2 separate regions of the Homo sapiens genome follow, and region 2 is linked to region 1. A link is a loop called in an ENCODE intact Hi-C map of the cell type or tissue named here. Cell type or tissue: heart right ventricle. All regions are shown on one strand. Each heading gives the region's core, and the rest is flanking DNA. Links, peaks and the distances in the headings are about the cores only.

Region 1 (15,778 bases), core at 4,585-12,584:
TTGGTCACCTATGTACCTATGTCCTAGCAAGCCATGTAGCAGAGTGGGATGAGGGTGGTAAAGGATACAGAGACTATATCTCATAATCCATGGCATTTACTCTCCTCCTGTCTTGATCCCAATTATAACCATCTGTCCCGTCTCTCCCTCCAGAAGACCTGTGTCTTACTCAGCTTTGTGTTCCTTACATCTCTGTAGCACACAGTAAGTCCTCATGCAATAAACATATGTTGAGTGAATAAGTGAATGAGCAAGCTTGTCATGTCTGACTGTTATCTGCTGCCTGTGGGAAAAAAATGTATAAGAAATGCAATTTTTTGTTTTAATTCATACTTAGTTTACTCTTTTTTTAAAAGCATTTTGAAAATTTTTTTGAGGCTAAATTGTGTGGCATTCAAAAAAAATGTGGAAACAAAGCCTTGCAAACAGTCTGGATGCATGCCAACATCAAGAGCCATTACCTAATGATTTTAAAGCATCTGATTGAGTTGATTGGGTTACGATTGGAATCCACCCCCTTTTCTTGTAGACGGATACACGTGGGTACACATGTGTAATTACTGTCACAGAGTGACATGTACATTCATGAACAGAATGTGTTAGGCAGAAATGTTTCACTAGCATCCTGAAGAAACAAAGGAAAATCACTAAATGCAAGAAAATAATTGCTTTATCAATTTTTGATCAGCAGTCTCAACTTCCAAAAAAGCATGAACTATATTATATTCCCACTATTATACATTGTATCTTAAGAACAGCTCCAAATCAAATTAAGCATCCCCTGAATTGAGATAGAAAGACAGCAGTTACAATCAATGGTGATGAGTATGGAAAAAGGGTTTTGTTTTTCTTTAAACAGTAGAATAAGAGGCTTTTTAGAGATAACCTAAAGGACAAAGTGTTGAGATAAATAACAAACTTCTCTTTTGACCTATTTTTGATGCATGATTTGGACGGATCTATCCCATCCTAAGAAATATTAGAGAAAAAATATGAAATGATGCCACACAATGTCCATGTGGTAAGCATCAAACACAATAATCATTACCTTAAAAAATCCAACCCACATATATAAATCTTCACAAAAATAGATTCAGCAAGTTTTGAAAAACATTTACTCCATTACTATCCACTGCAAATAATTTTTTTCAATGAATTGAAATACATTTAAATTTTTTGAATGCAACACAACTTCATTATAGCAAAGCTTGTTGTTGTCCAGATTCAAACATAAACAAGAAAAATCATGTCTTCTAAAATTGTTATCATTGAAACATAGCAGCAGAACTCATTTTTTCTTTCCTACTCAGCTCCCCTGCGAAGGGGTTTTATAAGGAACCCAGAGCCAAGACAAAGGAATCAGGAGGAATTCTAGCACAATGGGAAGCCCCTGAAGGGTTTAAGCAGAAGACAATAAAAGACTCCGAGAAGTGGCAGCAGGGAGTGGAGGAAAAAAAGCCTGGAATTTACCCTGCTTTCTGCTCTGCACATGGAATGCCCCCTCCATGTGTCCATTGTCATCCAAGGTGTTTTGACAGGTCTAGAGTGGGGTAAAAGAATGGTATTTATTCAGGCCTAATATTGAGGCTTGGGGCTGGGCTGTATATCAGAGGGCATGCATAGACAAAGCTGAACAAAGGGGCACACCTACTGGGCACCTGCTGGGCACTTCTCTAAAAGTGGCACTGAGACATCATTAGGATGAATTAGAACTAGGGCACCAGTTAACCCGGGCCTGCATGCTAGTGAAAGGAAAATTGCGCCTCTCCCTCAACCCTGCTCCAGACAACTGAATGGTGACTTCAAGAACAAATATTCAGGCTGGGTGCGGTGGCTCACACCTGTAATCCCAACACTTTTGGAGGCTGAGGTGAGTGGATCACCTGAGGTCAGGAGTTCGAGACTAGCCTGGCCAACATGGTGAAACCCTGTTTCTACTAAAGATACAAAAATTAGCTGGGCGTGGTGGTGGGTGCCAGTAATCTCAGCTAGGAGGCTGAGGCAGGAGAATCGCTTGAGCCTGGGAGGCAGAGGTTGTTGAGATGGTGCCATTGCACTTCAGCCTGGACGACAAGAGCATAACTCTGTCTCAAAAAAAAAAAAAAAAAAAAAAGAACAAATATTCAAAGGATATTAATTAGAAGGGGAGTGACATTGTAGACCAGACCATGCTCCATCATATAAAAGCTGTATTGTTGGCAAAGTTGTTGAGCATCTCATGGCCTCATTTTCCTCGTCTGTAAACTAGTGCCTTGTCACACAAATCTGTTATGAGGATTACATGAGTGCCTAGGCAGATGACAACTGTTATGTAGCAAATCTGTAGTGAGAAATGAACCCAGAATATGCAGCACAAAATGCCTCCTTAACTCCATAGTCAGGTTAGAAAAAGAGAAGAGAAGGAAAGAGGAGAGAGAGAACCTGTCATCATAGAGAGATCCCTACCCCCAACCCCCTCTGCTGGCTACCAAGGTAAGGTAGACCTGCCCACAAGGCTGGAAGTTTCGGAAAGGTAAAGAAAGTCTAAACACATGCACATACAAACACTATTACTTAACATTTTAGTAATATTAAGTCATATAACATTTGGTGCCCAGGGTAAACTTCCATTTGATTAGAGGTTCCGGTTAGGTTAGTATCATCTCAAAATTTACCTAATTTAGTCTTCTCATCAACCTCTCAAAGTAGTGTCTGCATATTTGGATATCATTAACCTGTAGTCAAAACCAGGAGATGTTGTGGTTCATACATATTTTGTACACATAAAGATTCGACTTCAATTTCTGCAGAATAAGGTCATAGCACACTTAGTATTTAATGTATTTAAAGACATGTATGCAAAGAGAAAACATGACAGCATTTACCTCATGCCCCTTAGCATGAAAGCATACAACACTAATGATAACTTTATTATCCTATTTTTGAATATCACCAGCAACCTGAGAAATTATTTACGTTCAGATACAAACAGGTCAAATATAAATGGCCACAATAGGAGCCAACTATTAATACATAATTATAAAATATTAAGTCCCTTCTGAAGAAGCAAAAAATGGCATTTGCGGCTGGGCACGGTGGCTCACGCCTGTAATCCCAGCACTTTGGGAGGCCGAGGTGGGTGGATCACCTGAGGTCAGGAGTTCAAGACCAGCCTGACCAACATGGTGAAACCCCATCTCTACTAAAAATACAAAATTTAGCTGGGTGTGGTGGCGGGCACCTGTAATCCCAGCTACTCGGAAGGCTGAGGCGTGAAAATTGCTTGAACCCGGGAGGTGGAGGTTGTGGTAGGCCGAGATCCTGCCACTGCACTCCAGCCTGGGTGACACAGCGAGACTCCATCTCCAAAAAAAAAAAAAAAGGCATTAACTTTGCATATTATTATTTACCAAAAATGCAGATACATAATGCTTAACAGTATAAAAAACAATTATATTTATATCAGTCGTCATCACCCTTTAGATTCGCCATCTACAGGAGAACTAAGAAAATGCTGGTTCTTCCCTGTATGAATGATAATCTAGCAAAACAAAAAAATAGAGCATTCTCATAGTTGTATTAAAGTTATTGGGTGATACTCCTATTATTTGGTGATAAAAATTAAATACCTTTTATGGCTAGAGTGAATATTCCCACCAATGTTACCAATCTGATACACAAAAATAAATAGTAGGGTTTAAGTAATAAGGGAAAGATCAACTTTTCCTTAAGATACCATTTAATGTACATAATTATTAAAACCTATAATTTTCAAATCAATGAAATTGAGGAAAACTAGAAATTTTGGATAGTTTTTTAGCGCATGCTACTTAAATTTTACGTTTTTTTCCTTCTAGGTGCTAAAATTTTTTCTTTCTAGGTATGACCATGTTTATAGTTACCTATTAGCAAAGGTTGAAGGGCTGGGAATCAGGAAACTCATGATTCTGCTTTTTATTTTGATCCCGATCCTATAACCTTGGACATGTTATTTATCTACTAAAAGAAGAACACTATTTCCCATCCCCAAACTGCCTCATCTCTTAGGGCAAGCCAATCTTTGGTTTTCTATACCACTGGGAGGAACCATTGCATAGGAAAAGCAGAACACTGGGTAATAAATTATTCTGTGTAACTCTTTGGCAAACATTATTTAATTTTTTGGCAACAGATTCACCTTCTTGGTTATGTTCTAATAAAGCTCATGTCAAGAGTATCCATGAAAACACACACTGTCTACTGGCAGGAGAAGCTGACATAGGACCAAAAAATAATTGGGGATTAGAAAGCGATAAATCAATATAAAAACGATCAAGCTGTCTACTGTGAAATTAATGAAGTAGTATCAAAGTGCTTTGTTCAGCTTAGAGGAAAAGCAATAGAAACTATATAACTAGACAATTCTTGTAAACCAGGAATAAACAATAGTCACACGCCAGGTTATTACAACTGAGATTAAGGACAGTGGTCTAAGGAATTAAGGATATGTTACAGCATCACTTCATTTGGAACTACCACTTTAAAAAGAAGTGTATACCTCACTGAGCATCACAGATTTCACCTTCAAAGACTTCAAAATGACCATCTGTTCATGGAGCTGTCTGGTACAGACCCCAGGTTTCTGCCTTTTAGAAGATGGTGGTCTAAGCCCGACAACAGTGGAGCAGAAAAACCCATACATCACCTTTCCTCCCACAGACGATGTTTAACCGTACAGTAGTAGAAAATGTGACTCTGAAGGAGCAAGTATATTTTAGAGGACAGAGAAAGTCTTACAAGGCGTGTTTTTAGAAAGGGTGGGAAATCACCACCCTCCTTTGACCAGACAGGCAGGGCTTTGTGTAGGAGGGTGGGGCTGTCAGAAACTGTCTGAATGATGGAAGGCAGCAGCTTAGCAGGCTAGTGGGAAGAGCGACTCCAACTGCACGGCTCAGCTTAGGAGGCAGAAGTGAGGTCAAGAGTAATGATCTTTGCAGACCGTCCACAGGGGTGAGATCACTCTGAGAAGCCCAAGGAAACAGAAGTGGAGGGTCATGATTCTGACCCTCAGTGTTAGCTGTGGAGAAACTCAAGCTCATGGTCAGATAAACCCTGCTCCACCCAGTAATGGCCTCAGTGATCCACTTATGTGTTTGACCTATTTCTTTCTCATTTATAAGGTACACATGATTCTGCCCTTTACATAAGGTTGTTTCATGATCTTAAAGGAGATTATGTAGATGAAAGGGCTTTGTATTCCCAGGATGCTAATGTTAGATTCTCAGGGCTCCCATCAGTGTAAGAATCAGACAAATAAGAGGGTGAGTGGTCCCTGCTCAGCCCATCGCCCTTAAAGACACATGCTGGCACCTTCCCTCATTGTAATAGCCTGCTGGACTTTTAGTTTTGGGTTTAGGGACATGCCAGGGGTGTCCTGCTGTTTAAGTGGCCATTCATCAACTCCAGGAATGTGCTGGTGGTTTGCCTGAGTCTTATCCAAATGCCACTCTGGCCTTTGGATAAATACAGGATGGGTGGCAACTGTGGTCAAATTACTACTCCACCCTACCACAAGCCTTATTTTCCACCTTCTTTGCTCCTCAAGGGAGTTTCCCCTTTTTCTTATCCTTTAAAATTATTTTTAAATATTTATTTGTCTATGAATTCTTATATCCTTACCTTGGTATATGATTTTCCCATATATAATTTATATTTTGTGTTCATTACAACAAGGGGTAGCAGAAGCATAAGGGAAGGGACATGGACATGGGCCTTCACCAGACTTCTGGATGAAAGATGAGATGACTAGACAATTCCAATAGTGAGAAATGTATTAGGAAAAAGGCTGAATACAGAATAAGCACAGCAATATGCTCTCCTTTGGCTTTATATCTACACTTCCAGAGGAGGAAACTGAAATTTATCAGGGTAGGTCCCGCAGCAGAGTAATGACAGTAACAGTAACAGTGATTACTACTGGTCCTGTGATAACAACAAGATTGGAACTCCGATCTGGTGCTAAGCCAGTGATGTCCAACAGAAATGCAATGCGAACCACACACGCAGTGTTCAATTTTTAAGTAGCTACATTAAAATAACCAACAAGCAGGTGAAATTAATTTTAATAATCTGTTTTGTTTAACCCAATATGCCAAAAATCATTTCAATAATTAATGAATATAAAAAATATTAGTGAGACATTTAATATTTTTTGTACCAAATAGTTGGAATCCAGTGGGTATTTGACAGCACATCTGCATTTGGACTAGCCACATCCATCTTGCAGCCATTGTACACAATATTGTACACAATAGCTACAAGTGGCTAATGGCTCCCTTATTGGACAGTGTAGTCTAGCATGTTCCTAAGTATTTTTGTGCCATGAGCCCTTTTGGCAGTCTGGCGAAGCCCATGAGTTCCTTCTCAGAATAATGTGTTTACATGAATAAAATGTGGAAGACACAGGGTGACAAAGAAAGCAATTATTTTGAAACATAGTTATTCAACTATTTAAAAAAACACAAAATTGTGGTATCGTATATACCTGCTTCTTCAAATGGTGCTTTAAATAACATTATCCAGAGGCGTAATAATTATAAGAAATTTTAAATAAAAGAATGATCATAAATAATATTTCAATATGCCTAAAGCAACTGTAGTGATGATGAAAATATCTGTGACTTCAACTGATAGCAAATTAACTTTGAGTTGTGGAGTTAATTTGGTGGGTCAAACCAAGACACTTTCCTAATGACATAGAATAGGAGGGAATACATTAGAGGGCATCATTCACAGTCAGGTTGAGTACTGTTTCATGAAACCTCTGTTATATTTGTATGTATACATACACACGGTTAAATACTGGGTTGCAATGTAAAATGTACTTTATATTGCGAGTCATGGTTTTAAAAAGTTTGAAATCTTCATACTCTGCTAGTGAGAATGCAAAACGGTTTAACTACTATGGAAAGAATCTGATGGTTCCTCAAAGAGTTAAACATAGAATTAGCATACGACCCTGTAATTTCACTGTGTACACATGCCCCAAAGAAATGAAAACAAGTTATCAAACAAGTATATGTACATGCATGTTCATAGCAGCACTATGCGTAATAGCTCAAAGTCTTCAATGTCTATCAATGGATCAATGAATAAACGAAAGGTGGCATATATATGTAATGGAATATTATTAATCCGTAAAAAGGAATGAAGTTTGGGAACATGCTACAACATGGATGAACCCCCAAAATGTTATGCTAATTGAAGAAGGCTGGATACAAAAAGGTCACATATGGTATGATTCTATTTATAAGAAATATCCAGAATAGGTAAATCCATAGAGACAGAATGCAGATCAGCTGTTGCCAGGGGCTACGGGGAGTGAAGAACTGGGAGAATCTGCTTAATGGTGAAGGGGTTTTTACTTTGGAGTGATGGAAATGTGCTGGAACTAGATAGAAGTGGTGGTTGTGTAACACCACGAATGTACAAAATGTCACAGAAGAGTCACCTTAAAATGGTTAATTATATGTTGTTTCACTGCAATAAATTATTCTTATTTTTTAAGTTTGAACGCCTTTGTTCTAGAGGGTCTTTCCATTTGTAGTGTACTCATTTGTGGTGCTGCTACATCCCCACCTAGTGGTAGAGGCACCTTCTGTCTGGACTCCAGGACTCAAGATGCCTGACTGCTAGGAGACCACTTTCATATCACAGCGTGAGTTCAAGATCTGAGGTAACACCTAGGCCCATGCCTAACTGGGATGAATATTTCGTGTCTAGACATTGACAATGATAACCGTCAGTCACCCTGAGCTTCAGGCAGGAAACAAGGACAGTTTTAGTCCTGGCCCTGATATATTTCTCAAGTTATGGAATCTTTCTGGGATTGACTTATCTGTCTATGAAATCAAAACAATACTCCCTACCACAAGGTTATGGTAAAGGTTAATATAAGGTAGCATAAGAAATGCATCCAATACCAGTAGATGCTCATAAAATGTTAGTTCTGTTCCTCATCCTTCCTGATTTCTAAAGATACTTGGTATGAACTTAGGAACCTCCAACAATATGCATCCAAGGGGGCTCCCCCAACTTCTGACTGTCACTGGAAGAAAGAAAAAGACTCTGGGTGTCCAGAAAAAAAGTGGCAGGGACCTGGAGTGATTATGAAAAGGAGAAGACAGAGTACAAGCAGAGAACCCAGGACAGAAACTCAATATGATACAAAGTCAAGCGACAAAACAGCAGCAGGGACCTGGTGAGCACCAGGTATATAGAGGGGAGGGAAGAGAGAGGTAAAGGGTCCAGCAGACATTCTCGTTATTGCCACGAATGCTACCTGAAAGTGACAGAGACAGACAGACAGACACAGACACACACACACACACACACACACACACACACACACACAGAGAGAGAGAGAGAGAGAATACCAAGAAATACAGAGAGAGAGAGAAAGAGAGAATACCAAGAAATACATAAGGCAAAAATATTTGGATATTTTTGCAAGTGGGCTTGCATGAAAGATTCCAACTTTACAACATGTTCCATAAAATGAAATGGAAGGCTCTAAACTGTGAGACGTGGTTGCAAAAAAAAAAAACCAGAAAAGACGGACACCAAATCATGAGTTTTTCAAATGATGAAGCCAAAGGGAATAAGCAACTCAAAGGGTAAACATGGGAGGAAACAAATCACGAAACTAATTTGAAATCAAATAGCGTAAAATTACCAGAGCAGAAAGCACTTGCTCCCACGTCAGAATATTCAGGATTTGTAGGAAATTCTATAACGTGGTACAATTTGACTTTGGAAAAACACGGGAACAAAATCAAAACAACATTCTTACACCCTTCTAAGAACACTGGCAGGGTCAACGGGGAGGTGGTGAGTGGAAAACCCCACAGGCAGGTCAGGGAAGCAGACCTCCCCACCAGGCCTTCCTGGGCCCAGCAAGCATCCCTCACTGCAACAGTCATTTCTGCCCTGTGCACTCCACAGCCTTCCTGCTTCCCTCCTCCCATCTCGTTCTCAGGGACGACCCTGCCTCCTACATGGCACCGGATAGGAAGTCCCATTTTTCTGCCATCAAATCCACAAAGCCACCTTTGTCCCCTCTCCTGACCCTGTTTCTGCCTCCTGCCCAAGATTGTCACTCCTATGGGTCTCTGGCATCTTAACCTTTCCCTTTCTATAAAATCTTTCTTGCCTTTATGAAAACATAGCCAATACCTCTTGTCTTACAAGCAAACAGAAACAAAACAAAAACCCTTATCTTATCCCACATTTCCTTCCAATTCTGATATGGTTTGGATTTGTGTCCCCAGCAAATCTCACGTTGAATTGTAATCCCCGTTGTTGAAGGTGGAGCCTGGTGGGAGGTGATTGGATCATGGGGTAGATATCTCATGAAAGGCTTAGCATCATCTCTCTTGGTACTGTCCTCATGATGGTGAGTTCTCATGAGATCTGGTGGTTTAAAAGTGTGCAACACCTACCCCCTCACTCTCTCTTGCTCCTGCCATGTTAAGGTGCCTGCTCCCCTTTTCCTTCTGGCATGATTGGAAGCTTCCTGAGAGGTCCCCAAAAGCAGAAGCCACTATGCTTCCTGTATAGCCCACAGAACCATGAGTCAAACTTCTTTTCTCTATAAATTACCCAGTCTCAGATATTTCTTTACAGCAATGAGAGAATAGACTAATACAAATTCCTAGCCTACCTTCCTGACTTCCCAATCATCGCTTAATGTCTCAACACAGCTGCCTTTATACGCAGCCTTCAGTTCCTCTTTCCACTCCTCTTCCCCCTTCAGCCCACTTCAGGCTGACTCCTTGGCCACACTTCCACTAAGGTGACCAACAGCTTCCACTTAGCCAGTGGGCTCTTCTCAGCCCTTAACTGAAACGGCATCTCCGTAGCGTTTGATATAGCTCCACACCCTTCTTCTTGCAACTCTCTTTTTCTTGCTTCCGTGACCTTACACTTTCCTGGTTTTCCAGGTGTGGCATTGTTGGTTCCTGCCTAACTCTTCAGTCTCATCTTGCACCTTCCCTGCTACCCAGGACTCCTGCACCTCAGGGCTCAGCATTGCTGTTCCACCTGCCTAGAGGCCCTCCTCTCTTCCCTTGGCTAAATTCTATTTGCCCTTCATCCATCTAAGTATTGCTTCCTCAGAGAAGCTTTCCCTTAACTCCGTGGTCTAAATCTGGAGCCACAGTTGACATTTCTTATTGACACAAATACTTTATCACAAATTATGCATTTATTGTGCAGCTAGTTTTCAATATGCTTTCTCCCTGTTTGGACTATCAATTTCACTAGGTACATTCTATGTTTATTTTGGTCACCATCTTACTCCTATGTTCTAGGACACAAGGGGGACACAATAAACACAGCACATGTTATGCGGGGCAGGGCATTCCTTGCTGCTCTTGTTCACTCAGGTTGGGAGAAATCAGCTTGACAGATTCAGCGGCAACCAGCAGCAGACAGCTCTTTCCTCATGTTTAGTTATTTCGCTTTTACTTCGCACAGCCAAGTTTCTTAGAAACTTCTCTGTCTCTCCCTCCTAATCCCCTTCATTCCAACTTACTGCCATTCCAGCACATTGGGAATGAGTGTGTCATAACTACCAATGCCTAAGCCCTATGGAACTTTCCAGTCCTCACCCTACTTGGCCTCTTGACAGCATTTGGCATTACTGGTCAAGTCTTCTTTTTTGAGACGTTCACTTTACTTGGCTACTGTGACATATGTCTCCTCTGTCCTCCTACCTCTGTGACTATTTGGTCTCTTTGCATTAGGGGCTCCTTCTCTATCCCTTCCTGCAATGGCAAGAATAACTCAGAACTCCATATTCAGCCCCTTTCCTTCTTATATATAAATATTGCCTAGGATGAATCATCTGAACCCACAGCTTCACCTATTGTCTGACGTTTCCCAAATTACTTTTACACCTCAGACCTCTCCATGGAAGTTCACATCCATATGTTACCTCTTCACATCTTACTGTCCACCTCAATCCGGATACTCCTCAGGTACCTGAAATTCAACATGGCTTCATCTGAGCTAACCACTTTCCTTCCCCAGTTCTTACTTTCTCCTTTATTGCCTGAATGACATCATCATTTTCTAAGTCACTCAAGTTAGAAATTCAAGACTTTTCTTCCTTCTCATCTCCCAGATTCAAAGACTCAGCAAGCCCTGTTGAATCTACCTCTTAAAAATTGCTTGTATCTGTTTTCTCATCCTCTTTCCTACCATCATTCTATTACTTAAGGTATTTGTAATACTTCACTTGGATCAATGCAATAGCCTTCCTATTGGCTCAGTCCTCATGACTCCTGCCAGATTGTTACAACATTTCTCAATCCCTTTTGAGATAAAGCCCAACCCTTGGTTGCCATACAAGACCCCTTTCCACCTCTCTAACTTCATGCAACCCTGTGCTTCAGCTATAGGGAACTGTCTGCAAGTCTGCCAAAACACCAGGCTGTGAACTACTGTTAGGTCCTGCACTATACATTCTGCTTTTCCTTCCTCTTAATTCCAGCTCTAACCCTTACCCATTCTTCTGAGAAGCTCTGACTGACTTCCCCAGGCAAAGTGAAATACCCTTGCTTTGGGCCACAGTAGTACTTGTTACCTGATCTTGTGTTTGTAGTTTACTTCTCTGTCTCCCCACTAAACTGTAAGCCCCTTGATGGAAGTGGAAGGCTGAGTCTCTCATTTCTGAATTACCAGCCTCTAGCATAGTGCCTGGTACATAACAGATTATAAAACATGCTAGCTGAATAAATAAAGTTAAGTATAAACATGAGGTTTATTTTTGTGGGTGAGCTCAGAAGCATTGGGTATGACAGCATCCCTTTCAATATATTAAATATATAAAATACAATATTCTTTTGGTATGTATCTGCCAAGTGATTTTTTGTAGAAATCTACAGAAAGAGTGAAACAATTCTTTCATACAAACCAAAGGCTAGCAATCACATGACAGTATGGAATATTGTGTTTTTATTAAAATATCTAATCTAAGAGATATAAATTCTAGAGATTAATTTTGAAATCTTCTGTTACTAACCACAAAATTTCCTTAAATGCCGTATGTTCAACCCGTAGAAAACAACAAGGCAGACGCAGGATGTATCCATGAATCTTACAATGCCCTCCAAACACTTGTCAATGGTGAGGCTTAATTTTACTGGAACATGCTTACCTAGCTGATCATTCATGAAAGAACAGCTGCAGCCAAGAAAGACTTTATGTCTTACTCTGAGGTTTTCTTTTCCAAAAAGGAGCTAGCTATCTCATTAACACACCTTCACATCATGCAAAGGTCCACAATGTCTTTGAATTTCCCACATGGAGAAACTGTGGCATTTAAATTTGATGGTTATGGTCAAGGAATGAGTTCAGACATTGTTCTTGTTTTTGCAAACTTTCTTCTGAGGACCAACTGAGGTTATATCAGAGGCATTTCTTCAGAGAGTCTAGCCATGAAGCAGTTACAGTTTTATTCATTTGCTCTGGGTGGTGGTTCTTCTTAAACCCTGAGTCTACTATGTTATCTGCTGTGGTAACCAGCAGGCTGGTGGACAGGCACAGCCCCGCTGGGATATTGGAACCATTGGAACCACACAGACAGCACAGGCTGAGCCATGCCCACCCTGCACAACATCGCCTGCACACTCTGCTCCTGATAGGGCCACCACTTAGGGCCTGATACATGTAAACACTTGGAAGCATGAGAAGTGTTCGCTTTGTAACAGAAAAAAAATCCCGATATTTCTCAGGATGCATAATGCCCAGAAATAGGCCAAGAAGAGCTCAGGGCAAGCCAACTATGTCTAAAAACTGAACTGGCCTCAGGAGGTAAACTCACCCCAGGTTTTGCTTATTAAATCATTCACAACTAATGGGATAGCTCCTGCAGAAGTTAGATGTAGGTGTGAGGGAAGTCAGTAAAGAATTTGAGTTCTTATCCAAATTTCAAACTACTCTGACCCTTACCCAACTCCTATGCTTTACTTGGAGGATGAAAATAATAGCACTTGTAGGACTGATTGCTAATAACAGGCTGCATAATAGATTACAAAGGGGTTTTGTATCAGCTAAACTACTAACTCTCACAGGCTCACATTGAAGCACAAAAAGGTATGTCTCAACTTCTCTCCCATTTCATTAAACAAACGTGTGTGTGTATAGGTATGTATATATATCATTCACACACACACACACACACACACACACACACACACACACACACACACATCCTGGGGTTAACTCCTTAGCCAATCAAGAATGCAACCTTAGCAGTATAAAAAACACCCTTTTCCCATGTATTTTTAGTTAACAACCACAACAAAATAGGGCAAGTCTAGCAAAGAGCCATCTGGTTCTTTGTTACACTTTCTGAAAGGCAGCAGTGTAGAATAAGCGCCAGCCCCACACCAGCCACAGCGGCCTCCTTGCTTTTCCTTGAGAAGACCCAGCCCAGGGCCTTTGCATTTGCTCTTCCTTCTGCCCAAACTTCCTCTCTCCAGGTATCCATATGGTTTGCTCTTTCTCTTTCTTCAGGCTCTGCCTATCAATAAGATGTTCCCTGACCACCCAATATAAGGCGAAATTTCCTTCCCCTGTCACTGTGACTTTCTTCTGTTTCTATATTTTATTCAAAGCATATTTCACTCTCTGAATAATACATATTTACATGGTCTTAGTCTCCCGCCCTCCCCCACCAGAATATAAGATCTGCGAGGGAAGGAGCTGTGTCTATTTTATTCACAGCTGTAATTTTAGCACCCAGAACAATGCCTAGCATGTGATAGGTGTTTAAGGAATATTCAATAAATAAATAAATAAATAAATAAATAAATAAATTTTGTTGCGATTTAACTTATTCTGTGTTATACAAAAATGTGTCAAATTAGCAAGTAAATTAACGTCAAATAATGTCTACATTAGCAAATGCTTACAACAGTACCGCTCTGCTGATGAACCTTGACAAGCTATGGTCCATGCTAAATTAAAGGTCAAGTTTGACTGCCTCTGAAAACATTTCATTTTCTCCACTGCTCTGGATGGGTAACCCTGTGATGACCAAGGGTGATGTGCCTGCTGGATGATTCCAATCCCCAGTTCTCTAAATTTGATTAAACTCTCCCTACTCCAACTAAAAAGAGAATCAGCTCAGTGGACTGGCAGCTGAGAGATCTGGAGTGCCTCTTACCCAAACACTGCGTTCGATGGCCAAACACAAACGTGGGAACTGTCTATGTGGGAGACCAGTAGAGCCAGGGCAGCAAGTACAGAATTGGCCATTAAAGCCAAGGATGCCCAAGGTAAGGAGAAAGAGGGCATCACAGAACTGGCCTGGGTAGGTTCTGGCCTTGGACTCACACTTTCCAGGTGATTGGAGTGGGCCTACATGGGCAGGTTAGATCCATGTGAAAGGAGCTGATGAACATCACCTTGGATCCTCGGCCCTGCAAAACGTAGGCATTCTGGTTTGTAAGTGACGTTCTTTCTGGTTAGATTGAGAACAACTTCTATTTCCCCACATTATGAGTGAAATACTTTAAATGAATTTGACCTTTTAAAAATCATCAGGCAGACAACTTGAAAGGCCTTTTGTGATCAATGTGGTACAGCCAGAGGAACATTTAAGACTCAGCTGGTGAAATAGAAAACTTAGCAGTGGGCAGCATTAATCTTGTTAATATTTCCAATAAGAGTCTCACTTTATATATGCTGGCTAGATCTTTATCTATGTGTAGCTAATGGATATTACTGTTAGCTCTAGGACAACAATGGTACTGTTCTGTCCCGTTAGGTATTTTTATTGATGACTGGGATAAAGCCAGAGGTGTCATATTTATCACATTTAGGAATAAAGTGAAGGATGAGGGCACTAAAAATAACAAATAACAGCCAGGATCTCTTCTATAAATGGTTGGGGTAGGGTGGAATAATAGGCCAGATATATTAAAAATAATGTTTTATTTCAGGGTAAATGCCAAAATGCATACCCCACCAAAAAAAAAAAACTATCAAGAGTAGGATGTCTCTTCTACTATTTATCTGTTCATTCACTTTATAGTACATCTTACAATTTGTAATTATATATTTGTTTGCTCATTTGTTCACTGACAGCCTTCACTAATGTATGTTAAGTTCCAAGAGACAGGGACAATGTCTACTTGGTTCCCTGCTGTATCCCCAGTGTGACTAGATAAAAGAATAAATTATGCAAAGGATAGGAGAAGACAAGCCTAAAAAAACAAGCTGTGTAGAGACTTGGGATTTCTCATAGACTGCAAGCTCAACATCAGTCAACCATGCTGGGACTATCAAAGGTAAACTAGATGTCTAGAACATGGGATGGGACCATCTTGCCTGGTTATATTCATGGAATTATCCTCCCACTTCTGTGGGTTCCAAAAGACAAGGGTTATGTGTTAGGGGCTGACTTGTGCCCCCCAAATCCATATGTTGAAGTCCTAACCCTCTGTACTCAGAATGTGACTGTATTTGGAGACAGGGCTTTTAAAGTAACAACTAAGATAAAACAAGGTCATTAGGGTGGACCCAATCCAATATGACTAGTGTCCTTTTAAGATGATTAGCGGCCAGGTGTGGTGGCTCACTCCTGTAAATCCCAGCACTTTGGGAGGCTGAAGCAGGTGGATCAACTGAGGTCAGGAGTTCGAGACCAGCCTGGCCAACATGGTGAAACTCATGGGTCCCTGTAATCCCAGCTATTTGGGAGGCTGAGGCAGGAGAATGGCTTGAACCTAGGAGGAGGAGGCTGTAGTGA
Region 2 (15,778 bases), core at 2,893-10,892, 150 kb before region 1:
CACATCCACATTTACATCCAAATCCATATCTACATCCACACCCACACCCACATCCACGTCCACATCAATATCCACATCCACATCTATATCCACATCTACATCCACATCCATCACATCCATTTATATCCACATCCATATCCTATCTACATCCACACCCACACCTACATCCACATCCATATCCACATCTACATCCTTATCTATATCCACATCCATATCACATCCACATGTATATCCACATCCACATCCTATCTACATCCACATCCACACCCATATCCACATCCACATCTACATCTGCATCTACATCCACACCTACATCCACATCCACACCCACATCCAGCTCTAAGTCCCTGGCCTGTAGTCATTTGTTCTTACAAATAGATTTGCAATCATACTTCTCTGAAAAAACCAATTTCTATTCCCTAAATAGCCTTGTGAATGTTCACAAGTCTAACCTGATGTGGAATATCATGCTCTGAGTTTCTTGGTCACAATTTATGCCAGTGGAAGAACTAAGGCCCACCACCAGGGAGGAAGTTCTTAGGTGGCTGGAAGTAAGAATTCTAAAGGTTCTAGACTGCCACTCATTCACATATATGAATAAAAGAATATAAATTCAGCCGGGCATGGTGGCTCACACCTGTAATCCCACTACTCTGGGAGGCTGAGACGGGAGGATCACTTGAGGTTGGGAGTTCGAGACCAGCCTGGCCAAGACGGCAAAACCCCAATCTCTGCTAAAACTACAAAAATTAGCCAGGTGTGATGTTGTGCACCTGTAATCCCAGCTACTCGGGAGGCTGAGGCATGAAAATCACTTGAACCAGGAGGTGGAGGTTGCAGTGAGTCAAGATCGCGCCACTGCACTCCAGCCTGGGCAACAGAGTAAGACTGTCTCAAAAAAAAAAAAAAAAAAAAAAAAAAAGAATATAAATTCATGGGTAAGGTGTGAAAATCACCTCTGAATTTCTGATTTTGTTGGCTTGTTCATAGACTTTTCCTTGTGTCTGGATGACTAGTTTCCACTGGGTGAGCAGCTGCAGCAGCAACTTCAGGGACGAATCAAGGAGTGTGTGATGCATATCATTTACTTCCCGGAGCAGGAAGTTGGTAAAGCCAAATAGTACATCTTCCCTCCAATCTGAGAAGTCAACAAGTAAACCCTGAAGAGAATTTTGTGCAATATGTCGCAATTCATCATCCATATGAATAGAGAGCCTGTGAAACGAATAAAGGAAAATAAAATCATTTACTTTATTAACTGGTCTTCTAGAGCTAACAAGGATTAATAGATATTAATGTATATCTCTTCTACTTGAGTCTGAAAATGGGTCTCCCTTATTTTTTGCTTAGTAAATGACTTACATAAATACCTTTAAAAAACTTCTAATTTGGCCAGGCATGGTGGCTCACGCCTGTAATCCCAGCACTTTGGGAGGCTGAGGCAGGTGGATTGCCCGAGTTCAGGAGTTCGAGGACAGCTTGGCTAACACGGTGAAACCCCGTCTCTACTAAAAATACAAAAATTAGCCAGGTGTGGTGGCACATGCCTGTAGTCCCAGGTACTTGGGAGGCTGAGGTAGGAGAATGGCATGAACCTGGGAGGCTGAGGTTGCAGTGAGCCAAGATCGTGCCACTGCACTCTAGCCTGGGCAACAGAGTTAAACTCCATCTCAGAAAAACAAAACAAAACAAAACAAAACAAACTTCTAATTTTAGAATTACTGAAGTGCTGCAAAGATAATACAGAGTTTTCCGATATAGCGTTCTTCGGGCCTCCCCTAATGTTAACATCTTATATAACTACGGTACACTGATCAAAACTAAGAACTTAATATTGAGATGAAGCTATTAACTACTTTACTCAGATTTCACCGGTTTTCCAATGATGTCCTTTTTCTGTTTCAGAATGCAATCCAAGATACCACACTGCATTTAGCTGTACTGTATATGAACACTTTTTAATACATCACTGGCTACAGAATAATAAATTAGTATCGAATCCTATTCTTAAGGATGAGGAACCTGAGTACTGGAGAAGCTAAAGGACTCATCCAGAAGCTCAGTATAAATGAACAATCAGAGTCAGGCCTGTGGTCCTAAATCGGTTTTGCTCCTTGGGATATCTGGCAATGTCTGGACACATTTCTGGCTGTGCACCTTGGGGTGTGGTACAGGCATTTCTCTAGTGGGTAGAAGCTAGGGATGCTGCTCAACACCCCAGAATCCTAAGACACCCTACAGGACAGGTCCCTGTGACAAAGAATTTTCTGGCCCAAAATGTCAATAGTGCCAAGGTTGAGACATTTTGAGTAAGTTAACAGAATTCTAGTGTATCTGTGGTTTAATCTAGAACAACACAATAATATTAAATCTTGACATTGGTAGGATGGATTACTGCTAACATACTGCTTTACATATTCATTCATTTATTTAATAAGCAAAGGCTTTTAAGAGAGACCCTCCTAAGATTCAGTCATCACATGCCCTATGTACAGCACTTAGGATATGGAGTTCGGTGTGGCTGTGTCTATTGGGTGAGGTGCCTGCAAGAGTGAGGTGTGAGACAGTGCTGGAGAGGAAGCAGAGGCAGCTCAACTGAAGGGTCTTTGGGCCACTCAGGGAGACAACACAGCAGGGAAGGGATTCAGAGTGTGTACTCTGGAGTCAGAATGCCTGGATCAGGGTCTTGCCTCTGTCACTTATTAGCTACGTGACTTCAGGCTAGTCACTTAATCTCTAAGCCTCAGATTGGTAAAATGGGGATACTAACTGTAACTGCATTCCATAAACCTGTCGTGAGGGTCACTGAATGATCCATGTGCAATATTTAGCACTTCACAGAGCACAGAGTAAGCACTCAGTAACGTTAGCTATTATTAGAAGAAAATGAATTGTATCCTGAAAGTTATAGGGAAAGAAACATGATTAGATTCACGCTTGAGAAAAGAGAGTCAGGCAGGAATAGGGAGAATGTCTTGGAGAAGAAACAAGGCACAGACCATCTAAGAGGTCACTGCAATGACTTAAGCAACAAGTGGTGAGGGCCTGACCCAAAGCATAGAAGTGTGGTGGGGCAAGGGCAGACAGAGGCCAAAGATATTTAGAACTCAGTAGCCTGGAGGTGTTCAGTGGCGGAACATGGCAGAGTCAATGGGGGCTCCCATACCCAGGACAGATATTATCACCAACAAATACAAGACAACATTGTCGCCCAGAGTGGTTAAGGAATTTGCTCAAAGTTAACAAAGGGAAGAGCCAGGAATTCAATTTAGGACTTCTAATCTTTAATCCAAAATACTTCTCACAAAACAAGCCTGACACAAGTCACCCCAGTTATCACTCTCAGATAGTATTTCAAAAGTTTGATAAGATAAGCAAACTCTTGTCTTATTTTATAAAGCATAAAGTACACCAATTGGTCCAGTTTGACAATATAAATCAGGTAAAAAGCTCTTTAGTTCACAGATTTACACTGAGCCAGGGAATATATTTACTGTCTCAAAAGCATGTAAAGTTCTACACAGACACTGAGAAGGAAGATCTAAGCTAATTTTTCAGGGACGTCTTATACAATTAAATCTACAGTTCTTCAGTAGTTGCTGAAAGAAGAATGAGAAGGCTTTAACCTGGGCTTCCAATCTAGAATTGTCTAAAACAGAAGTTTTCAAACTTTCTTTATATTTCATTCAGCAGCATATCTATCTTTTTTTCCAACAAAAGTTTATATAGAGCTCTGTGGTGGTGAATTTTATGTGTCAACTTGGCTGGGCCTCAGTGCCCAGATATTTGACTGACATTATTCTGGATGTTTGTGGATGAGATTAACATTTAAATCAGTGGACTTTGAGGAAAGCAGTTTTCCCTCCCTCATGTGGGTGGGCCTCATTTGACCAGCTGCAGGACTGACTAGAACAAAAGATTGGACTCCCCTGAGCAAGAGAGAATTCAACAGCCTTTAGACTTCATCTGCAACACTGGTTCTTCCTGGTTCTACAGCAGACTGTGTTTGGATTCAAACTGGAAACTTGGCTCTTCTGAATCTCTAGCATGCCGGCCTTCAGACAAGAATGGCAGCACTGGCTCTCCTGCATCTCCAGCTTGCTGGCCCCCCATGAAGGTTTTGGACCTGCCAGTCTCCATAACTACATGAGCCAATTCCTTACAATAAATCTCTTTCTCTCTATATACATCTTATTGTTTCTGTTTCTCTCTGGAGAACTCTAATACAAACTGCAATATATAGATACATAAAGCCTGAGCCACTCTGGTTAAAGCTGGGGTAAAAGGCCTGAAGCCCACCCATCTGGGGAGAAAACACTCCTTCACTCGCCAAGCAGCTGAGTCATCTCTGCAGTCCATGGTTTGAAAACACTAGTTTATGAAAAGCACTTGAAGTCATTTCCCCATCTTATGTTTATTATTCTAATTTACTATATTTATACCTGTCTATGGACCTGAAGGTCTTAGAAAATAAGCTTCCACAGATAACAAGCCACCGTTTTTAGGACAGGTAATAGTTTAGTAACCAGGAATTGCAGACACTACATAAATGTTAACTGATAGTAATGACAGTGTTCATAATTTTGTGTCTCCCACAAAATTCATATGTTTAAGTCCTAACTCCCAGTACCTCAGAATGTGACCTTATTTGGAAATGAGGTCATTGCAGATGTAATTAGCTAAATTAAGGAGAGGTTGTGGGCCCCTAATCCAATATGACTGGTGTCCTTATAAGAAGGGCACTTTTGTAGACAGACAACACACGTGGATAATGCCATATGAAGATAAAGGCAGACATCAGGGTGATGCTTCTACAAGCCAAGGGATGCCAGAGTGCCAGCAAACTACCAGAAGCCATGTGAGAGGCTTGGAGCAGATTCTCTCTCATAGTCTTGAGCAGGACACAACCCTGCTGACACCTTGATCTTGGACCTCTAGCCTCCAGAAGTGTGAGAGAATAAATTTTTGGTGTTTAGGCCACTCATTTTGTGACACTTTGTTACAGCAGCCCTAGCAAACCAATATAATCATGAAACCAGACAAGCACCAAGGACGAAAGCCATGTCATGGTCTATTTTCATGAAGCCTTTAAGTAAGGGCCAATACTTTCAGCTTTCCAAATGAGATTGATTCTACTCGTCATCTAACTTTGCTCTCACGCACAATTTGCAATCTAGAATCTGTTTTAACTTCAAACCCACAATGCAGGATCATTTTCAGGACTCTTGGAGCCCCAGGGCAGTGTAGTCCTTGCTATTCTTGGTGGCCATGTCTCTTAAAATGACAGTGTTTACATGCTCTACCACTGAAAGGCTCAAAAATATTCCTGGAGGAAGAAGACCAGGGAGGGGAAAGGGCTTCTGGGATAGAAGGCTCAGCTGGTTATAAAAGTGGAATGTTTGTAGAAGAAAAAGGCCCAGCTGCCACAGAACTGAGACTGAATGGAAATCACCTATCAAGACGAGTCTGTGGGTAGTAGGTGAGGGGTAAGGGGAAGAAGCTGTGAAGAGGACAAAGCTCCCTCCCTGTGTCTGTCCCTCGAAGCATATAAGCAGAGGGCTGCCTGTCAGATACAGTTGCCATCTCTTCCACTCAGTTCTTCCTCATTTTTACTTTTGTTAGATTTTGACCAGATAATCAAGATCTTGTGAAACACATGGGATTTTACATTATAAAGCGGGAAAAAAATAGCTATCTAAAAGGGAAAGGAAGCCTTGGAGTTAAATGAGAAAGATGTCCAGCCATTCTGACTACTCAGGAAAGTAGCGTAGAGCTGGCCTACAGATTTACAAATCCTATTAGATCTCCTTCTCTAGCAAGGATGAGGGTGGGGGACAGCAGTTCCCCCAGCTGGGCCATCTTCATAGAGAAACTAGACCAGGAAAGAAAGAACAGGTCTCAGCTGCAAATTAAACAGACGCAGTTATAATTTTAAAAACTGTCCTTTGAGAGAGTTTGGTGGCAACAATTAAGAGGGAACAGAAAGACTTTAAGAGAAAGCAACTTGAGAAGATGTCTGGCTAGCTTGGGGAACTAAGGCTAAATTTCTGAAAAGCTGATTTGGCTCTCAGAAGCCTAAAATAAAAGAAACCAGTGTTGCCAATACCAGTTGCAGCTGCCCCTCCCAGGCAGCTGGGATCAGGAGCACTAAGCAGGCCTGGCATGATTCTCACTGCTCACGTCAGAAAGCGAATGCATAGCTGTATTCTGCACAGGCCACGTGTGCCACTGCCAATGGTCCTGGGCCCTGTCTGCGGTGATGGAGAACAAGTGAGTGGTGTGATCACAAGGGCACGTGCTGCTCAGACAAGGGTGCTACTGAACAAGTCAGGACATGTCATAAAATGAGGAAATAGAACTTGGACAAAGCTGCCTTCTTTGTTGGTCAGATCAGAAATATGACTTTTAATGGAAAACACTTGTGTAAGGTAAGCTTCAGATTCTGATGGAATCAGCTTAGTAGCTTTTAATAATGTTCTTGTACAGAGATACATGAAAGAAAAGGGGTGATTTCAAATTCACAAACCATATCCAGAAGAAAAGATAAATTAGGAGAAACATCCTCCTTTGAACTAGGCAAGATAAGCAAAAGCTTATTAGAAAGAAGTGCCCCACAATGTCAACAAGGGCCGTGGAGGAAGAAACACTGAAAGTGAAGCCCAGCAGACAAGGATTTCCAAAAGAAGGAGCTTGAGAGAGGTGGACTGTTCACCACCAGGGTAGTTCACCAGAAGGGGTGGAAATTTCTCCTTGGAGGCTATTAAAGAATGAACCCCCATCTATCTACAGTGGTTCGAACTATATCTCAATTAAAATACAGAAATATGACTAAGTGAATTATTGAGGCAATATATACAATTGAGACAAGTTCTCTTTCAGCTACTCCAAACAACTAACCACTTTCCACAACACAGGCATATGTGGAAAAGGGAAAGCAGAATAAATGTTTAATGATTTTTAGATACCCTAGAAGACTGTGGAATCTGTGTATGCATTATCTTAGAAGTTTCTACAAATAATAAGGAAACACCACATAAAACGTGTTTATTATTTTGCATAAAACCAATGACATTTGGAAAATTCTATAAATTTGGGCAATCAGATTTACCCTTCTGAAATTCAATGTCCTTATCTAAAAATAAGAATGAACATGTGCCCAGCTTACCTAACATAATGTATATGAAATGCATTGTATAGCACGGTGTATGTTCTTTGAATGTGAAGATATCTAAAAATAATAAACTAACATTTGCTGAGAGCTTTGAAAGAGGAGGGTGAATACTCAACAGCAAGCCCTTGGTGCATGCAAAGCACTGCAGGAAGTGACAAGGAAAGGAGCCTGTGGACTCCTAGTGAAAGCTCCCTCTTGTGGTCAAATGACAGAGCAGGAACTATCTAGGAGAGGAGAACGAGAGAAAAAGATGGCGGCTGCCAAGGGGAGACAGCTGCCCTTTCTATCTGGAGAATCCTCAGGGATCCAGACAGCTGAGCAGGCCAGGCTCTGCAGAGAATGGGAAGGAAGCACCCCCATGGATCTCACCACAATGTCAGGAGGGCCTGTGAAGCTTCCATGGAGCCACATGGAAAGGTTCTCACACTTGGCCATATTATGAGCTGGCTGAGCAATACATGTAAAGTCAAAAATCTAGTAGCTTGAAGAAGGCAGTTTTCCAGCTTCGTTGTATACACTGTTGTCATGTGCAACATACTAATATGTGTCTGAGGTGTAAGTGTCTGTGGTATTCAGCCATTACTCAAAGTGCAGGAAGGGCCTGGGAGCAGCTGTGTGGGACACACAGTTGAAACTCCTTACAGGGAACTGAGCTGGGAGGGATGGACAACCTGCATGAACACTGCCCTTATTTTACCAATTATGAAAAAAAACAAGGTTTTAAATAAAAAGTGTACCACGGATGAGACTGTGAAGTGTCAGAAATAACAGGTCTCACTCCTCTCTGACTAGACCATATATTATCTCAGGTCAATTGAATCCGAAGGCAACTGGACTGTGGGGGTATAAAGTAACTGAAGACTTCTTGTGTGGCACTTGAAACCCACATTTATTGCTATTGAATTACTTCACTTTTGTCCTCTGACCCTCTCAAGGAGATCTGAAGAGGGTCATTTTCTCACAGGTTAATAGGACTCTATGTGCAGGTCGCTTACTCTAGTTATCCTTCCCCCTGAGGAGAACAGCCTCTGGCTTCTTTTGAAGCTTATTAAAAAGGTCCCTTCATGGGTTTCCCATATAAGTCCAGTCATTTCCTTGATTTCTCCCTAAGACTTAGACTCTCAGGAATATTTATTTGTTCTGTTCCCTCAGAAAAAAAAGAAAAAAGAAAAAACAAAAAACAGCATCCATTGCTTTGGGCTTGGTAAGAATGTAACTTATAATAAACAGGACGCACTATAAATAGCACTAGCATTCCAACCACATCTGACAGAATTCCCTCCCAACACGCCTGGCACCATGGTCTGGGGGTTTGGGCGTCACTGGATTGGGCTGTCAAGGTGATTCCAGAGGTAGGAGCCTCCCACTCAGACTTATAGCAAAATAGCATTAGAGACTTTACCAGAAAGAGAACACTGCATGCCATTCAAAAAACTTGGTACTTCAAAGGCCTCAGTGTATATAATCACCAATTAGACTTCTATTGAATAAAGTGAACTTTCCTTCTACTTCAATTTAACTGAAAACTTTTTCCCTGCAGACGCCTCCTCTCTCTAACCACATGTCTTGTCATCTAGCCCTCGCAACAGTCCTGAGGTAGGCAGTCTCATTCCAATTTCACCAAAATTTTACCATGGGAAAAGGATAGGCTTGAGGGTTAAATAATTTGTCCGGATCATGCAGGTAGTAAAATGGCAAAGGAATGAAGGAAATGAAGTTCAGGCTTTTAGAGGATTGTTTTCTTCCCATTCTCGTGTCCTGCTTCCTCCATGTCTGTTAGATGGTGGCCGTCTTTGTCCAGACAGTCATGAGGCCTTGGAGAGGGGCTTTTCGCTCAGCCACCTGTGCTCTGGGGAAATACACGTCTCCTGGTCATGCCACCCTCTCCAATGCTGTCCACAGCAAACTGACAGGCTCTCCTTTATGTTTTCAGTAGCTCTAGCCCTTGTCTCACAGCTTTTCTTTATTCTCAGTCTCTGCCCTCATCCCGGGTGACTCAATATTAGCATGGATGACCCTTACAGTCTTAGTCTCTCTTTCCCTCAGCTTCCCCCAGCCCCTAAATCATCGTGTTCATTATTCTTTGGAAACCCACTCTTTGTTCCTCCACAGGTCTTCCCCTTGCCCTGAACTGGAAAGCCCTTTTTGATCCAGGATTATTTTTTCCCATTTCTCTCTGCTTTCCTGCTTCCAGGGAATGTACTCTTCACTCATATTGTGGTTGCTAGGTCTCAAAAGTTACACCCTAAGTGTGGACTGGAAGGAAGAAGGATCCACGGCTGGAAGGCTGCTGATGACAGCAGAAAGAGACTACAGGGCTGGGTGACATTGGCAGCCAGAAGGTGGAAGGCTGTGGTTAGAGAGCACAACGGCTTGAAATCATGGTTTTGAAGGTAACAGACCTTCAGGAAACCTTCACATTCAGCACTGTTCTTGTGCTAGTGGTGTCAGGAAGGAGGAAGGGAGTGGCTGTGTCCAAATGCAAATTAAAGAATGGGAAAGGGCAGTAGTTTCTAAAAGCTATTACTAGATAGCAAGAGGTAATCAACAGAGGGACCCAAGCTGGCTGCCCACGTAAGAGAGGACCATGACCACAATAACCAGGAGGTGCGGGGCTCCACAGGGACACTCAGAGCCTCAGGAGGCCACCAGATTATGTGCAGCCATGTGGGGTGGAAGTTTGGGTTATTTATTTGAATATTGATGGGAAAGGTGCTCTCAGAAGGTGAGAGGATGTGAGTAAACCAGGCTATGTGTAATGCATCATTCATTCAGTCAGCATGACTATTTGTTATCCTTCTCCAGGCTTTTTAAAAATTATACCATAATCAGATTATAGAGCCTAAATTGACATTTTTTGTCATCTTATTCGCCAGCTTAAAATTTCATCAGTCCAAATGCCTCAACAAGTACTTAAGATTAGCTGAAAATCTACCTCTTCAGTCTTATTTCAATTTCCTTTCATCATTGGGTTTGTAAACTATTTTCTCTTTTTTCCCTCCAAACCAATGACTTTTGTTCTTCCTCATTCCACACATCCCACGTGTCTAATAATTTTGCTTTCCAAATTGCAGTTAGGTTATGTCACTTTTGATTTTTAAATTAAAGACATGCATAACTGTCAACTGGAGCTCCAGATCAACATGAGATAACTAAGCTTACTAAATTATAATAAGATAATTTCACTCAAAGAAAATAAATTTTAGGTTCTCATTGGATTGTGCATTGGGAAGGTGATAAATATGATTTGGGGCAGCTTTCTGAAGCACTATACTAAAACTAGTTAAGGATATCCACGACCTGCATTCTTGTCCCCATGGGGGTCTGTGGGCCTCAGATTGGGTATCAGACTCCGAATGAACTCTTTTTTGGCCAGACCCATCTCATTTCCTGGTTCTACCTCTGTGCCTTTGCTCATGTCTCTGCCTTTACCTTTCTGAACTCTACCTTCCCTTCGAGAGGAAGTTCAAGTTCCACCTTCTCTCAGGAGTTATTTGTTGCCTTCCCCAGTCCATAGTAATCTCTTACCCACGAATCATGTATTGTATATTTTTGTGCCATTAGTTTGCACAACACAGGCTTTGGGTTGTTAGCGACCTTACGTGCTTACGTATTTGCTTCTAAGTTGGATTTTAAACCCCTTGAATATGGGAAAAATAATTTTTAAAAATTTGTTTTTTCCTGCCCATACCCAGTACCTCATTTGGTAAATATTTGTTAATTGTAAACTACCATTCTATTTTTTTTTCAGGAGTCACAACAAAGGATCGAAATTAATTTTGGCCAAATAATATTCTCACCTACCTAGCCAGTAAGTCAATAAGTTCAAGTTTTGACATCCCATCAGGAAGCAGTCGAGGAATAGCAGCAACACAGGTCCTGAAAAGATCTATTTTTGGCTTTCTCTCACCCCTAGAATTAGAAGACAAAATTTTAAAATAGGTCAAAAAGCTGTGAAAATAAAAACAAAATGAATTAAGTGCATGAACAAAGACTAGAATCCATGCCTTCTGAGTCACAGCCTGGTGTTAGCTCCATATTACTCTCAAATGTTTATGCCCTTTGTAGCTTGACCAGTTCTAATAAAACTTTAAGTAATTTAAATGTAAGACAGAGGTATATATCTGAAAAGAAAAATGCTGATATCAATAGTATTTTGCCTTGAATTTGCCCTTTAGTTGGGTCTAGTCCAGTTGCATTTAAAATACCAGAATCACAGAAATGGCTAAGTACATCCACATGAAGAAATGTATTTCATTCAGCATTTAAAAATGGAGTATATATATATGGAATGGTGCCTTTTGTAATTGTGATATCTAGCAGCTTCTCTCCCTGATGAGTTATGCTTCTCCCCTAGAGCTCTTTGTCCTGTTTTTAAAAATTTAAGTGCTTCCAAAATAAATCTTTCAAAATAAGTAAAATTCTGAAATGTATATAGTTGTGCACCCATTTCTGACTTTTAAAGTGATACCGATGGGCCTCACCTCTATGGAGATTTCCTTCTCTATTTTTAATTAATTTCTTGAGAATATGAATGTTTAATGATAATTAATGCCTTCTGCATTCTGTTGGAAAATGTGAAGGAGAAATATATATTTTGTGTTATTTCAATTTTTAGTTGTTTTAATAGGTAACTGTTAGATTTTTAACCACTTATTTTATCTGTAACCTTTATGGAATAAACTACCCACCAAAATCTTTCAAATGACCCAAGTGATAATATATAACAGCATATCTAAAGTCTGATGACTTAGTCTTCTGAGCATAAATATAGAATCAGTACCAAATTAATGTGATCCAAGGACACAAGCACAATAATGAAAATGCAAAATAGCATAAAAATAATTCCTTTTTGGAACAGTAACTGTAGTCAGAATAGAAATGCAACTAGCAGAATCAATCCTCTGTGTAATCTAAAGATCATAATCAAGCAGCAATTTTGCTCTGTGACATTACCTTTTATTGTGCTTTTACAAGTTTGTTAAGAATTAATAAAAAATTGTTTATATGAAAAATAAAACACATAATATGTTGTCTTCCAAAATAATCTGCTTTTGTGGGCAGTCATAAGATTATTTTCTTAATAATCTTATGACTTTTGTCATCCATAGAGCTTTTGCACGAGCTGTTGAGGACCCTGGAGAAGAGGAAGCAGTTGCACAGGGCTTTCCAATCAGCCAAGGAAAGAAATGTTTTCAGATATCCTCAATAGCTGTACAGTGTTAGAGCCTAGAGATCTCTTCTAATTGTTCATTTGTAACACAGTGAGTAGTTTAAACAGTTCTACTAGTTTGCTCACCAGATGTTTTTAACAGCTGGGATTATTTTTATATCTGTCGGAAAATGGATGACCTTGCCTGGCCTGAAGTGTAAGGGCGAACTCTGCCAGACTTCCAAGATGATAAAACAAGCCTAGATTAGAAACTAATTGCTGCATGATTTCCTCTTACTACTGCAGTCTTTGCTGTCTGGCCTTTTATGGGAAGCATATAAATCCCCAAAATTATATAATTAAGAAAATATATTAACAGATGTTAAAATTATTATTTATTATTCTTTACTTGTTATTTTCTTTCTTCCTTTCTTTCTTTTTTTGTACTAGCATGAACCACAAAAGGGATATGGAATAAAGACTGAGCAACACAGAATGTTCAATGTTCAAGTTCTTACCCTGCGTAGGGCCTGGGAAAGTGGTGGCCCAGCTTCAAATATCAACTCCAATGACTGTTCCATTAGTGTTGTGTGGGCCTCCACCCTCTTCTCCTAAATGCTTATATGATTCCCTAACATTTCTCTTCTTCCTTATTTTTTTTTTTTAAGAAATGATGCAATGAGTTATTTAGGAATCTGCCTTGAATTCTAGCACGAAAAATATTTCTAGCCCTATCTGGAGGTCTTAAGATGTTTGAATAGGAAAAAGTAAAGAAGAACCTTAGAAAAAGTTTGAACATTGATTAAAACATAAATAAAATGTTTACATTTAAACATGTACCTTTTTATGATTTTGAATATAATGTTTTTGTCCTGAACCTATCTTATGATGCCTATTGATTACGAATATGGTTGTCCTTTAAAGCTCTTTTTTTTTTTTTTTTTTTTTTTTTGAGGAAACAGCTATATGCATTTCTTTTTGTTTGTTTTTGGAACAGTTTCACTGTCGCCCAGGCTGGAATGCAGTGGTGCAATCTTGGCTCACTGCAATCTCTGCCTCCCGGGTTCAAGCAATTCTCCTGCCTCAGCCTCCCGAGTAGCTGGGATTACAGGTGCACGCCACCATGCCCGGCTAATTTTTGTATTATTAGTAAAGATGGGGTTTCGCCATGTTGGCCAGGCTGGTCTTGAACTCTTGACCTCAAGTGGTCTGACCGCCTTGGCCTCCCAAAGTGCTGGGATTACAGGTGTGAGCCACCATGCCTGGCGTAATGCATTTTTTATATCTTCTACATTATAAATTGAAAATGGCTTTAATATATGCAAGAAGTATGGAAAAATGAGGTTGAAAGTTTATTGATAATCTGGCAATTTGTGAGGTAAGAACTAGAACTGTAGATAATATTTTTAACGTTATTAATCTTGGTCAATATAAATTCTGCTATTATTTCGGTTGAAAAGTCTAAAGCAACATCATCTCATACTATTTAAATCGAGTAATTGGTGAGCTGCAGGATAATATGCATTGTATTATCCCACTTTTGTGGGGAAAAGGAGGTATGTATACACATACATTTGTATTGACATAAGGAAAGGTCTGGAAGGAATCACATTGATCCAAGAAACGGCTGCAGATTTCATGTGAGGCTCTGAGGAGGCTTTTATTTTAACTTTAGATTCTACCAAATACATATTTTAAATAATTCTGCATTTTTGCCTTTGCTTTAATCACGAGCACATGTTACTATCACAAAAAAAAATGCACACCACAATATGAATCTCTCTATATAGGTAACAATCTTCAGATTAATTCTTATATTTGCAGTTGAAAATGATGGATGACAGAAGAAATTTACCTAATTATATTTTTGGAAATTATGCCACAGCTATCAAATGTAATTTAATTCATAGCCCAACAACACAGTCCAAACTTTCTTAAAATATAGAATTATAACTTAATCCTAGTTCCTGCCATAGTTAAACAAAAACAGCAAATGCAAGTTCTAATTGTCAATCTAGATCTTCAGATTTTGAATAAGAATACTTGATTTGAATACATTTGAAGCTACGCATGCTTTCTTAAAATGCTTTCTGTGATGCAGTCTGTGATACAATCACACAGAAACTATGAAGTAGGAACTGTCACGAGATGTATAAAGATGGAATGTCTGTAAATTTGGGATGTCACTATGTCACATGAGTTGTGATGGTGCCTGGGAACAAAATGCCATTTCTGAAAAACATGGACTAGTGGGTCATGGTCCTCATTTTCTAACTTACTGACCTAGTGATACTTGAGATATAAATAAAATAGATCAATCACAGATATGACCTTATTTTTATAGTTAATCAAATACTGTGAAGGTTTTTTTTTAACTATCTTTACTACTTTTTAGAACCCTAAGAAGATGAAAACAAAATACAGAATAAATGAGAATACTCTCTACTTGTGTTTTCTGGTTAATCTTTCACTGATAACTTAGTCTTTACTGTACTCACGTGATCATGTCTTCCGGTTCTTTGTTTAACATCTGTACATTAGTCAGCATCATACACCTTCCTACTTCTTTATCAAGGTGCCTTAAAATGTTGTCTACAGCTTTTCGTACTTGAGAGTAATATAAGGACATGCCTGAAAAACATGCATTATAGTTATACCTTCAACTGAATCTATCAAAGGATATCCTGATTTATTCATCCTCTATAATATTTTTTACTGAAGACCTTATGAGTCAATGACTTCCTTGAGCAAAAGGGCTGTCTGATTCAATCTCATCTGCACAGCTTTTAGCATAGTGCCTTGCACTTAGTAAGTGTTCACCAGATAATCATTTTAATTCAATGTATAGGAATTCTAATACTCAATTGGAAGTATTTTCCAGAAGAGTTAAAATAATAAGAAAATACAAAATTCAAATTAAAGCAATTTGAATTTTAAAGTTTCTAGTTAGCATAAGAAAATTCACCATCATTAGTGATTATGTAAATAAAGAATAATTCTCATTGGGGGTTAGGACTTTAATAACTCCATATGGCCCTCTGAAATATATATGTGAATTTTTTTAGTAAAATAAAATAACTTCATATTATAAATTTAAAAATGAAGAAAAACATATTTTAGCTATATTATTTTTATTGTTCTCATTAACTACAGTGTTGATGTCCCACACTGGAAGACGAATGTGTATACGAATTATACAAATGAAAAGTAAATACCTTTGTATTTAAAATTTGTACCTTAGTGAAATAATTATTCATGATTATTTCTCATGCATTACATCTGTTTTTTTTTTTTTTTTTTTTGAGATGGAGCTTCACTGTTGTTGCCCAGGCTGGAGTGGAATGGTGCGATCTTGGCTGACTGCAACCTCCGTCTCCTGGGTTCAAGTGATTTTCCTGCCTTAGCCTCCCAAGTTGCTGGGATTACAGGCATACACCACCATGCCCAGCTAATTT

The links. Hi-C counts contacts between places; a loop is a spot of excess contacts. Peaks named below come from ENCODE experiments on the same cell type or tissue, not always from the same donor. Only the 100,000 strongest peaks of a DNase experiment are listed, where the experiment ranks them.
Region 2: it touches region 1 in a loop (2.5-fold over the local background); 20 of 110 quality-filtered maps call a loop at or near these places.

What each region holds. Positions count from the first base shown.
Region 1 is chr13:32,011,629-32,027,406 of GRCh38, reverse strand. It overlaps FRY-AS1 (FRY antisense RNA 1), which reads left to right. Exons shown (of 4, transcript NR_103839.1): 3 at 154-204; 4 at 1,311-3,361. Among named protein-coding and RNA genes, the nearest start is that of FRY-AS1, 12 kb to the left of the region's middle. RefSeq lists a silencer at 7,517-7,616. In heart right ventricle, for the core only: CTCF peaks have their summits at 4,855 and 7,594 (motif pointing left); DNase peaks (open chromatin) are centred at 4,864 and 7,616; H3K27ac peaks cover 1,744 bases.
Region 2 is chr13:32,156,449-32,172,226 of GRCh38, reverse strand. It overlaps FRY (FRY microtubule binding protein), which reads right to left. Exons shown (of 61, transcript NM_023037.3): 16 at 14,822-14,954; 17 at 10,976-11,083; 18 at 957-1,215. Among named protein-coding and RNA genes, the nearest start is that of FRY, 130 kb to the right of the region's middle. RefSeq lists an enhancer at 5,769-6,968. In heart right ventricle, for the core only: a CTCF peak has its summit at 7,374 (motif pointing left); a DNase peak (open chromatin) is centred at 6,216; H3K27ac peaks cover 7,622 bases.